3 separate regions of the Mus musculus genome follow, and all the other regions are linked to region 3. A link is a loop called in an ENCODE intact Hi-C map of the cell type or tissue named here. Cell type or tissue: gastrocnemius. All regions are shown on one strand.

Region 1 (4,000 bases), 170 kb after region 3:
TCCTGGTCTTTACCTGAGCAAAGAGTCTGGCCTCCAGCAGCGCTCTAGCAGGAATTGAGGAATGCAGCTAGTGCACACATCTCAAGGCCTGACATAACCTCCCATCCTGTTTGCCTTCCTCTTTCCACTCGGAGAGAATGTTCCATTTGGGAGCCAGTGCTGGGCACATTCCTTTCAGCTGGCTTTCCTGTGTGTGATTAATAAAACGAGCACACGAATCTGTGTTATATAATAAATAGTTTGTCTGGTTGATAACAATTTAAAAAAAAAAAGAAAACAAGATGCTTTGAAATAGGACCTGACCAGGGCGAGGCTGCTTAACTCTGCATAGCTCCTAGGGTTAAGATCTGGGGAGGGCAGGGCAGAGAGGTGAGTTGGGATGAGCTAAGGCCATGCTAGTGTGAGAGCGGTGGAACCGGAGGCTTCCTGTCCACCGCTGGGTTCCCAGGCCTGGATCAGCTAGCGTAGTGTATCTGTGACCGGGTCAGCCTGAAGAAGGATGTGCGTGGGGTAAGGAGGGATTGAGGAGGGCCGCACACGTGCTGGCGAGGCTTCATCTGCACTGGTCTCGGGACTGGGTGGCAGGTGTACATTTGTCTCTTAGAGTGGGACAGACGGGAAGGGGTAAGCAAGCGAGTCGATGGGGCCCGAACGAGGCTGTTAGAACCTCGTCAAACAGGCTACTAGAGCCCTGTGGCCTCCCGACGTGACGGTTCCTACTGTGGAGAGAGAGAGGTTCAGATGTGACTGATGGGTTAACTTATCGAGAGTCTCGCACAAAGCAAGAGGGACCTGAAGTCTGGACTGGGACTTTTCTTGATAGCCGTGTCATCTGATGGGAAGGTGCTCTAACCATTGCTCCACCCTGTCTCTTCCACCTGCCTTTTAACTCACCTGCTCCTCCTTCTGTCCACCTACTTATCCAGCAGCCCACCCAGCTTCCCTTTTCCACTCATAGATCCCATCCATCCATCCACCCGTCCATCCATCCATCCATCCATCCGTCCATCCACCCGTCCATCCATCCGTCCATCTATCCCCTCATGGACCTGTATATCCTTCGGCTCATCCGATATTCCCTCAAACCTTCAGCATCCCGCCCATTCATCTATGCATTTACTTTTTTGGGTTATGTTCCTTCTCTTCCTACATTCATCCGTTTGCCCACGCATCCCCCATGCACACACTCACCTAGCCAGTTGTGTGCCTTCTGTTACGTACCAGATGCTCTGCTGGGCACTGGGACCACAGGAGTCATGACATCTGGTCTTTCGCTTTCAAGGATCTCGTCGTTGCTGAGAAGACAGGCCATAAAAGAGCTGTATCTTTCTGCTGGGTATGGTGGCCTCGTGCCTGTAAGCCTAGCGTTCAGAACACTGAGACAGATAATCCTAAACTCAAGGCTCAGACTGTATGCAGTGATACTTTTCTCAAAACAAAACAAAACAAAACACAAAAAAAAACCCCCCAAAACTGGGGGTGGTGGTGGTGAATAAAATATGGAGTGTAAAATAAATAAATAAATTTTAAAAAAGGAAAAATAAAAATAAAAAACAAAAACAAAAACAAAAAAACAAAACCCAAAAAAAGCCCCAAACCAAAAAACAATTCAAAGTCGTGACGGGTACTGTAGGACTCTGGTACCCAGCACCCACCTGAATCTCTATGACTCCCACTCCAGGGGATTCAGCTCCCCCATCAGGCCTGTGAATGCACTGGGCATACACGTGGTACACATATATACGTGTAGGGAAACACAGGAAGTAAAAACCAAAATCTTTTAAAAACTCAAAACAGTACGGAACCCAACTTAAAAAAAAAAATCACAGGTTCCTCCTGTTGTCTGTCTGTCTGTCTGTCTGTCTGTCTGTCTGTCTCTCTTTTAAATCCCCGTGCCTCCCTCTCCTCTTGCTGGCAGACTCCACACAGTTCCTGCCTGCTCCAGATTAATGCCTTTGCTGTGGTCTTTGCCTTGCCTGCCTCACCCCCAGAAGCCCTGCACCCTCACATCTACAGGCGGCTCCCCTGACGGTCGGGGTCTCTGCTCAGCTCTTCTTTCTGATGAGGCTGTTGCTATCCCTAGACTCGTCCCCCTTTTCCTGCTTGCTTTTCTCCTGTTAGCTGGCGTTTTGTATTCATTGCTTGTTGATTCCATGTCTCAGAATGGCTTATTAACCCCTTAAAGGCGGAGACTTTGCTCTGTTCTAAAATAAACAGTGCCTGGTCGGTAAATGACTGTTGAAGTAAAAAGTAAGAAGGGCTATGCTATGGCAAGAGAGGGTGAAGGAGGGGAGAGATGCTGAGGAATGAAATTGAAAACTGTGGTGGCGCCATCTTGAGGCCATCTGTGGTACTGCAAGTGCTGCTAGAGGAGCCATTCTGAAGCTTCAAGGGTCTAGTTGTAGATTTGAACCTTCTTCAGGAAATCTACAAGGCTAAGTGAGATTCAGCAAGAGGTATGTCCTGGCCAGGTCCACAGTGTTCACGAAGGACTTTGAGATCAAAGGACAGATATGTATATAGTCCTGTGGAATACAGTCAGGGCAGGGGACTGAACACTTTATAATCCTTTTTCTTCTTTCCTTGAATTTGTGCTGTTGTGAGGAAATCGGTGGACACCTTGGGATGCTTCCTTCCTGGTGCACACATAGGCTGGTAGCACAGCACACACATGTGTGTGAGCTCAACCCCTGTGCACACAAACACATGTTTGTTACTAGATCCTGAGCTCATGGACGGAGAGCAGCCATGGCTCTCGTTTGACACACATAAGCACCAACCCAGCATTTATACCTGACTGTGAAGCACACATTCATGTACTCTCATCTCTGAGGCTTGCAGACGGGACCATGCTGGCCTTGTATGGTGTCTAGATGCATGCTAAGTAAGGAGAGATGAGCACCATTGGTTTCCCCTTGGCTCTAACTCCCAGAGGCCAGAATTCTATGTATGGTTATCTGAGCTCTACTCCCTTAGGACTTTAGGCCCCTGGGTCTTAGGATTTGCCCCCACCCCCATCCCCACTCACATCGAGGCCCAGAGAGTGTGGGGGCAGAGACTGATCAGCGCAGTTGGGGGAAATTCAGCTAGGTGGAGGGTCACGACTGTTTCTTAGCCTTTGATGCTCCCCGCAGAAACCAGAGAGGACCGGACGAAGCGTCTCTTCCGCCACTACACTGTGGGTTCCTATGACAGCCTCACTTCACACAGGTACTGGCAGGGGTGTGGACACGCAGGGACAGTAGCAGGGCCTAGGGTGTCCAGTGAAAGGGGGAAGTCAGGGTATGGGGAGTGGGTGGCTAGCTTCCTCTGCCTTTGTCATTCTGTGTGGTCTGGTGTGTATGGGACCCTGTGGGTTCAGCCTGACTGCCAGGCTCCCTGCAGACCTCCCAGCTCAACCTTGCTTTCCTTTGCCAGCGATTATGTCATCGATGATAAGGTGGCTATCCTGCAGAAAAGGGACCATGAGGGGTTTGGCTTTGTTCTCCGGGGAGCCAAAGGTAAAGGGTGTGAATTTGGGGGGTATCGCATTGCTGTCAATGTCTTCTGTGGCCTGCCTCTGCCCCTTTTCCCCTTTTAAAGCCCTCTGCTTCCCCCCCACCCCCCGTGGTTATATGTCTTGGTTTGGAACATACTGGGGTACAAGACAGTGGATCCCTCTCCTTTTAGCCTTTCATTTCCTTGTGGGGATCTCTGCTCCTGGTGAAACAGAGATCTTTTTGCTGAGGGTAAATGTGGAAGTTCACAGAGGGATGTACAGTCATTTGGATATCCCTACCTGCTGCCTCTCCCACCCCATTGCTATGCCTTAGTAGTCAGGTGGCTTCTTGGGGCTCCCCGACATGATCTATGCTTGTGAATGCCTTTTATCTTGCTCTCCCTGCAGCAGAGACCCCCATTGAGGAGTTTACACCCACACCTGCCTTCCCTGCACTCCAATACCTTGAGTCTGTAGATGTGGAAGGTGTGGCCTGGAGGGCTGGACTTCGAACTGGGGACT
Region 2 (4,000 bases), 230 kb before region 3:
TCACCTCAGGGTCCCCGATAGCAGAGTCAAATCCAGCCGACACCAGCACCAACTCAGGATCAAACTATAGGCAGGATCCGGTGGGAAGGAACCAAAGAGAGCAATAGCCCAGGTGAAGGGGAGGTCCCAGTGCTACCCACTCACATAAGGTTAGACTTTCTGAGACACCTTCCCTACTCCCATTCATACACTGGAGTGGCTTTCAACTCTCCAGTCTTCACAGTGGGACTCTGGGTAAGCCTAGGAGGACACCCACCACACAGTCACCTCGAAGGCCAGTGGGAGCAGCACATGCAGAAAGGCAGCCAAATAGTCGGCATTTCCCATCCCAACCTGCAGCAAAAGCAAAGCAGGCATCAGGGGACCAGCCCTGCAAATGAGGACATCACGGTCTTCACCCCTGGGATCCAAAGTCCAGGGAGACTCTTGCAGAATGCCCCAGGAGACATTCACAGGAGACGTAGGCTGGACGGAGGGGGGAGGGGGACTTGGTACCTGGTTCCAGGGCAAATTGACAGTGAAACCTTGGCCCTGCCCTTGGCCAACTGCATCTGCATCAGACTCTGGGAGAAACGGCCAGAAGCTTCCATGCTCATAGCGGTGCCAAGAGAAATAAAGGACACTGTCGACAATTGGCCAGGTCAGAAGTGAGGTCCCTTAGCAACTCCACAGCTTCTCAAAGAACCCTAACTCTTAAGACCCCTAGTCTCACCACTGGAATTTTATCCCCAAAATGGTGAGCGGCAGAGAAGGGCTGTGTCCACACCCCAGCTCACCTGGGGTCATCGTTGAAGATATACTGGATGCCCTGGCCATGGTGGACATCCCAGTCGACAATGAGAATCCTAAATTCGGACAGTACTGGGGATTACTGGAAGTGGCTGCCTTTCCACCTTTAGGCTAGGAGCTCAGCCAGGAGTGGAGGGAGCTGGGTGGGACCTCTTAACCACCAACTCCACCTCTTCCTATTTAGTTTGGGTCCCCCACACTTGCAGGTCAAGCTTGGACACACCTCTGCAGCCCATATTTCTGCTTGGCATGTTTGGCTGCTAGAGCCACATTGTTGAACACACAGAATCCATTGGCAGCTGCCCTCTGACTGTGGTGCCCTGGAGGCCTAGGGTGTAAAAAAAAAAAAAGGAAACACCGGGCATGTCAGAGTCATTCTGTCCCCTCACAGGGTCACACACAGACAGCTAGGGGAGGAAGGTGGTTCTCACCTCACCAGGGCAAGCCCATTGTGCACAGCTCCTGTTAGCACAGCATCGACCAGCTGCAGTGCAGCCCCCGCTGCCAGCCGGGCACAGTGAAAGGTGTCCTGTGAGCCAGAGTGCAATTGAGCCTGGGACCTGACCTGCTTGTCCCAGGTTGCAGGTTTCCCACTGCTGAGCAGACAGGGCTGGGGCATTGGCAAGCAAAACATGGTAGGGTACGGTCATAAAGCATAAACAAGGAGACACTGGCAGGTGAGCAGACTTGGGTGTGAATGCACCTAGGCAGGCATATGGACATAAATCTGGGTGAATGGGCGTGTATGCTGGCTCGCACCGGGTGAAAGTAGACAGCATTGTACTGCTTAGACAGTGCGTGGAGCTCCTCTTTATCCAGGGTCTGGGTCTTCTGCACCAGGGCTATATATTCCGGGCTGCAGATCAGCAGGCGGGCCACCAGCAGGACAGGAAGGAAAGGAGCAGAGATTCCTGGTGGGAGTGCCCACCCAGTAATCCCTTTTAGCCCACACCACGGTGAACCCAAGGGAATGCTAGCGGAGCTATAAAAGGTTCGGGTCCCCAGATCTGTCATAGTCTGACCTGTGCACCAAGCCCAACTCTTCCTCTGATGCCTCACAAGCTGACAAACACAGGCACCTTTCTTCCAGGCCACGCTGCCGCAGGCCATCCAGGGCAGCTGTCAGGCGCTCTGGGCACTCAATTTCGCACTCGGGGCTGGAGCAGACAAGGATCTCAGTGTTCAGGGTTCCCTCCCGGCCCCCTACTTCTGTCAAGACACACTTACTCATCCCAGAGCAGTCGAGTGGCTGTCATGTCCTCGTGGTACACAAGTGCTGTGCCCATAGCTACACCGTGGTCACTTTGATCCGCTCTAACGCAACACGCCCTCTGCCGGCAGGTAATTGCACTGCCCGGTCTCACCTAACTATGCACGTAAACAATCCTCACTCGGGACGAACTGGGTTGTGCACGCTGGACCTGGGCAAGAGGAAACCACCCCAGGCCCAGGTCCGGGCTCAAGCCCGCCCGATTGTCAGAAGAGAACCGCTGGAAACTGAACTAAGCGTGACGCCAAACGCCTAACTTCCGGCTTCCTCTTTTACAGACTCCGGCCCGCCCCTAGGCGAGATTAGGGTGGAGTAGACCAAAAGGCTGAGCTCCCCTGGGATTGCGCGCGCTCTGTGTGTCTTTCTCTCTCTGCCTCTCTTTCTCTCATTGTCTCTTTCTCTTAGGCTGCAACTTCAGTGCCACCGACAACTACGTGTGGCGCGGAGCCTACGACCAGTACCGCCTCCAGTGTCCTTCTTGAAATGGATAGGAAGACAGGGCTGCCTGTCCTCAGGCCATCCATAGCTACAGCCGCAGCTATGCTTCCTTCTTGCCCCCAGCATCCTCCTAGCCTAACCTGGTAGTTTAGGCCACAGAGTCAGAAATGCCAACTGTCAATCACAACCAATTTGCCTGCTCCCGCAGGTGAAAGATGGAGAGGAGAGAAGTGAGCAGGGTGTGTATGTGAGTGCCTGCGGGGGCTGGCCTGGGCTGGATCAAAGCACTGAACTTCCAGAAGGGACTGACAGAAAGGCCACAGGTAAGAAAGAGGCCACTGGAATAGAAGAGTTATATAAGACGCCAGGCCAGCCAGGAAAACTGCAGCACAGTGTGAGGCTAGGAAGGGTAGAGGGTTCTGAGCAAGGAAGGGTGAGGAAGCAGGGAAGGGGGCCTTAGGAAAGGAGGAACAAAGGAGACATGAGCTCAAATACCAGCTAAGACTATACATATATATATATATATATATATATATATATATATATATATATATATGTATGTTTGTATGTATATATGTATATATATATACACACACACAAATAAACACACACAGATATATACACACATATATACATACACATATATACATACATGTATATATACATATATATGTATATACATATATATATATATACACACACACATTTCCATAGTCCAGCCTTGTCTCCAGTTCCGAAATGAGTGTTGGCATTACAGATGCCTCAAGATGGGGGGAAGGGACAAGACACACCCCCAGGATGATGAGGGGAAGGGGGCAAGGCTGCCGCTGACGTCTGTGATAGGAACACATACAACTATCATGTACAGGGGAAACCAAAGAGCCCTGGAGTGGTTAGAAGTAGGTGCCCTCTGCCATACTCAGGAGTTGGGAGTTCAGGCAAGGATTTTGGAGGAGCCCAAAGCTTCTCCATCTTCTAAAAGCCAATTAACTACCCTGGTTTATGTATATTGTGGGGTAGGGCATGAACTGAGCCACACCTCTGTAACTGGGTGAAGTATTTGAAGCCTTGGACCATGGTTATCACAAGGGGATTCAGGCAGTGGAGCCATGGTCATGGCATCTCCTCTGACAAGATTAGACTGGGCAAAGTGTATTTGCCCAGAACTTGTCAAATGAAGGGAATGAAAGACCTCACCCTTATGTCCTGCCCTGTCGCACCTGTCCTTGGGACATGAGGAAGAACATGGACCATCTAACCAGCCCAAGTGTGGTCTCGTGTCTAATGGCTTGCAGATGACAGTATGGGTTCAGGGAGGCTGCCAGGGAAATGCTGGTAGAGAGCTAAGACCTTCCTCACTAGAAGTCTGGACCATTGGAAGACAAATGCTGCAAACTCAGAAAGAAGGAGGCATCCCTCTATCTGGGTCTTAACATCATCTTCCCCACCATCCTCCCTTGCATCAGTCTCCAGACCTCCTGCTCAGACTCTGAGCCTTAAGAG
Region 3 (4,000 bases):
CAGAGGCGAACATGAGTCGAAACAGCAGCCAGCGCACGAGCCAGAATGGGAGGTCTTCATGGGGTAAGGCTCCTGCTAATCTACCCTGGAGAATCTTGTGTTTGGAAGGCCCCCTCAGCGGGGCTACCAGTATAGCTAGGAAGCCAGTCTCCAGCAGCAGGGAATCCCTATAGGGAGGGAAATATCCTAAATTTCCTATTTAGGTTGCTTAATAGGAACCTCCCAGGGTCCTCCCAGGAGAGGCAAACAACCCTGCCCAGTGGCCTCAGGCAGATTGGGCCCCCGGAATCACTCACCACTGGAAATAAAGGAACACTTGGCCCACCTGTAGGGAGAGAAGTGGTCAGGGAGCCACTGTGTGTCTGCTGCATCAGGTGAGGCAGAGAGAGAGGGTGGGTTAGATGAAGGCTGAAGTTTTAAGTGTCTCACTTGCCTGGTAGGCTGATCGGTATGCAACCCAGAGCAGCAGGTAGACGAAGGGGTGTCTCAGAGAGTTCAGGAGCAGGGCGCCCAGGGCTAGCACGGTGCCCAATAAGGTCAGTAAATCCAGACCTTGGGCAGTATCCAGCCCCAGTCTTGGTGCCTCCCACAGCAGCGTTGGTGTTTCCCACAGCTGCTGCCACAGGCCCTTGCCTTGGGGCCGCAGTGTTCTTCGAGCAGGAAGGATGCCCTCTGGGCCATAGAGGCCTGTGGGAGGGTATGTCAGGGCCAAGTCTTAGACATCTTCCCAGTCTAACATGCACATGAACTTAGGCCCCGGAGATGCTCCACCACCAGCTCCTGGCATGCAGATGTCCCAAACCCCCAACTCCAGGTTGTGCTTGCAGATGTTCCCATCCCAGGCAGGGCTTGCTCTGTCTACCAGATGGTCTCTCTCTCTCACGTTGGAAATTGTTGACCCCCAACACCAGGTTCAGAAGACCTGATTCTGGGTCAGCACCTTCTGTCAATTAGAGCGCATCCCTCTCTTACCTGCCCACAGAGTCCAGGTAGAAATCTGCCACCCACTCCCCTCGGGGTTTTTCCCTAAGCCTAGATGAGACTACTAATAGTTAAGGGAAATCGACCCTTGTGCTTCTTTTTCCTCCACTTTTGTTGCCCGCAAACTACCACCCCTTAATCCCGCGCAGAGAGAGGCCTGGACTTTACACCCGCCTCAGAGGGCAGTGAAGGAAGGGATGCTACCACGTCCACGTGTGACGATTCAACCCCTCCGCGCCCTCACCTGGGATCTGGGTGTAGAGGGACGCAAAGGCGAACAAGTAGACAGCGGCCACACCCTGTAGGAAAAGCTGCTGTGGGACCCGGGAGCTCGCCATGTCCGCTACGCGGTCTTGCCGAAGTAGTGCCCTCTAGTCTCCTAGCTGCCCCCAGCCCGGCCTCTGGCCCACGCCGCAGCCGGAATCCGTCAGTCCGGTCGGGTCACTGAGCTCCACCCAGTGCCAAAGAACTCACCGCTAACCACCTAGAAACTTAGTCTCCTCCGCTCCTCCAGGCCCCCCCCCTAGACACGGAGCCCCGCCCCCGGTGTAGGCCCCGCCCCCGTCGGGCCCGCTTCTTTACTTCTTCGAAACTGGGCCCGCCTGACGTCATACGTGTGCGCGCAGTGCCCTGGCTACGTACTTCCGGGGCGGGAGCACCAAAATGGCGCCAGAACCAGTAGCGGGTTGAGCCATGGTTCCGGGCTTCTAGTCCCGTTCTAGACATGGAGGATGTGGAGGTGCGCTTTGCTCACCTCTTGCAGCCCATCCGGGATCTCACTAAGAACTGGGAGGTGGACGTGGCGGCACAGCTGGGCGAGTATCTGGAGGAGGTGAGGGCGGCGGGGGAATGGCATCGGCCTGGGCGCTCAGGCTGCATTGCCACCCCCCGCCTCCGGGTCTGTAGCCGTCTGGTGTGTCATCCGCAGTCTTGTTTCTTTCCTCACCCCCCTTCAAAATCCAGCCTGCCTCTCGAAACTTTCAGCTAGATTCTCCCGGAGCTGTCCTTTTCAGGCCTCTGTCGGTTAGCGAGCTGTGAAGTCGATTTGGTTGGATGATAATCATTTTTCTCCAACAAGTACATTATTTCCGTTTTCTTTGGGGGAATACAATACATTAAGAAGCAAACTTTTTGTTTTCCCCTTTTGGGGGCGGATTTAACCTGGGGCTTTGGACAGGTTTGGCAGGCACTCTACCACCGAGCTTTTTTTTGGAACCTGTTTTTCTTCTTGAGCCAGGCGCCAAGGCAGGTCTTAAACCCGAAGTCTTCTGTCCCAGTCTCCCGATTATTTGCAACTACCAATCAACCCTACCATACCAGGACTCTTACAGTAATGGAGAGAGATCTGGTTCCCGAAGGAAAAGGGATTTTGTATCTTAGACCTCAAGCCCCGCCCACACGATCTTCCCGCAGTGCGACGCACCCATACCCCAGGCTCTTAATTTGAACCAGTTTTGTCCAGAAGGATCCGCCCCCTCCCCCATCCTGTTGGTGGCCCAGCCCCTCGCCGTAATCTAGCCTATCAGCATTCCATTCCTCCGTTTTGTTTTTTTTTAAGTTCAGGTCTATTCAGTCACTGTCTGCTCCGTTTCTGCACGTTCACACTTTGGCTCAACACAATCGGATCCCACTACTGAATAGTTACAGGTCTCAACTCGAACTGTAGTGGTCTTCGTATTTAAAAATAAAAGAGACGCTCGAAGTGCCCTGTTGGGGAGATTTCTCGGTCTGACAGCTTCCTTTTTGAAACAGTGCTCTTAGGATTTCTATTTGACTGCTTCTGTTTTCTTTCTTAAGTGTCGAGCTTCTTGGGGTGGAGTCTTCTTTCCCTTAAAAATAGAAAATCTTACTTGTGTGATTTTTTTTTTTTTTAAATACAAGTTTTCAACTCCATGTGGTGGGATACACCCATACCGATCTTCCTTGTGAGCTGTCCCAGATTTGTTTGTTCTAGCCACTCCCTTGGCATGTGCTGGGATGTTACTCGAGCTCTTGGATGTTATTTAAAGTGGAGCTTTTGGGTTGTGGTTCAAATTCTAGTCCTCTATTTTGGTAGTGTTTCACTGTTTAACTAAAGGTGAAAATTAAGAGATGTGATAAGGCCTCATGTCTCACACCAAGTTTACCAATGAATTGTGTCAGTTATATTGCAAGAATATACTTCCTTCCCCACTATATCTGGTCTAGGTGTATTAAACCTAGATATTTAAAACCTTCTCATCCAGGCTCTTAGATTGGACACCATCCAGTCTGAAGAATTAAAACTGGAGACAGGGATGGGGGCGCAGGGACCTGGAAAGCTGCCTCATCAATTCAGAGCACTGACTATTCTTTCAGAGGACCCAGGTTCAGTTCTAAGCACCCACAGGACAGATCGCAGCTGTCTGTAATCCCAGTTCCTGGGGATCCAGTGCCTTCATCAGGCCTCCACTGGCACCAAACATACAGGTGGTACACAGATATGGATACAGGCAAAACACCTACATCATTTTTTGTTTTTAGAAAATTTAAATCAGGGCTAGAGAGATGACTGGATAAGAGCACTTGCTGCTCTCGTAGAGGACCTGGGTTCAGTTCTCAGAACCAAAAAAAAAAAAAAAAAAAAAAGTAGCTCACAATGGCCTGTAACTCTACTTCCAGAGGTCCCAGGGCCATTTTTGGATCCATGAACCCCTGCAAGCACATGGTGCACACACATTAGTGCAAGCACACACACATCTTAGGAAAAAAAAAGTTATAACCAGGCCTCAACATTGCATAGTTGTTTGCTTGCTGGTTTGTGGTCTGTCTTTACCCTACAGTATAAATTCTAGAAGGGTAGAGATTCGTATATGCTTTCTTATTCTTTGTAGAATGTCTGACACAGTAGGTGCAGGATAAATGCTTATTAAATGAACATGTATTTTTTTTTAAAAGACTTATTTATTTATTATATCTAAGTACACTGTCGCTGTCTTCAGACACCCCAGAAGAGGGCGTCAGATCCCATGATGGATGGTTGTGAGCCACCTTGTGGTTG

What was found. Peaks named below come from ENCODE experiments on the same cell type or tissue, not always from the same donor. Only the 100,000 strongest peaks of a DNase experiment are listed, where the experiment ranks them.
Region 1: a loop joins it to region 3, with 2.1 times the contacts of the local background. A loop is called at or near these places in 4 of 42 quality-filtered maps.
Region 2: a loop joins it to region 3, with 2.3 times the contacts of the local background. A loop is called at or near these places in 5 of 42 quality-filtered maps.

What each region holds. Positions count from the first base shown.
Region 1 is chr15:89,528,209-89,532,208 of GRCm38, forward strand. Shank3 (SH3 and multiple ankyrin repeat domains 3) reads left to right here. Exons shown (of 22, transcript NM_021423.4): 13 at 3,135-3,210; 14 at 3,418-3,500; 15 at 3,887-4,000. Among named protein-coding and RNA genes, the nearest start is that of Gm15609, 6.5 kb to the left of the region's middle. In gastrocnemius, no CTCF peak of the experiment used is centred here; a DNase peak (open chromatin) is centred at 2,338; H3K27ac peaks cover 114 bases.
Region 2 is chr15:89,126,374-89,130,373 of GRCm38, forward strand. It overlaps Hdac10 (histone deacetylase 10), which reads right to left and starts at 2,327. Exons shown (of 20, transcript NM_199198.2): 1 at 2,017-2,327; 2 at 1,812-1,946; 3 at 1,549-1,645; 4 at 1,221-1,318; 5 at 1,013-1,117; 6 at 777-845; 7 at 496-622; 8 at 268-333; 9 at 5-64. The coding sequence starts at 2,075. Gm46530 (a long non-coding RNA gene) reads left to right here and starts at 2,166. Exons shown (of 2, transcript XR_001781738.2): 1 at 2,166-2,820. In gastrocnemius, a CTCF peak has its summit at 2,150; DNase peaks (open chromatin) are centred at 2,149 and 2,341; H3K4me3 peaks cover 1,805 bases; H3K27ac peaks cover 2,023 bases.
Region 3 is chr15:89,354,131-89,358,130 of GRCm38, forward strand. Lmf2 (lipase maturation factor 2) reads right to left here and starts at 1,529. Exons shown (of 14, transcript NM_178919.4): 1 at 1,226-1,529; 2 at 434-687; 3 at 297-325; 4 at 1-167. The coding sequence starts at 1,319. Ncaph2 (non-SMC condensin II complex, subunit H2) reads left to right here and starts at 1,589. Exons shown (of 20, transcript NM_001115132.2): 1 at 1,589-1,813. The coding sequence starts at 1,706. In gastrocnemius, no CTCF peak of the experiment used is centred here; DNase peaks (open chromatin) are centred at 1,586 and 2,438; H3K4me3 peaks cover 2,893 bases; H3K27ac peaks cover 2,215 bases.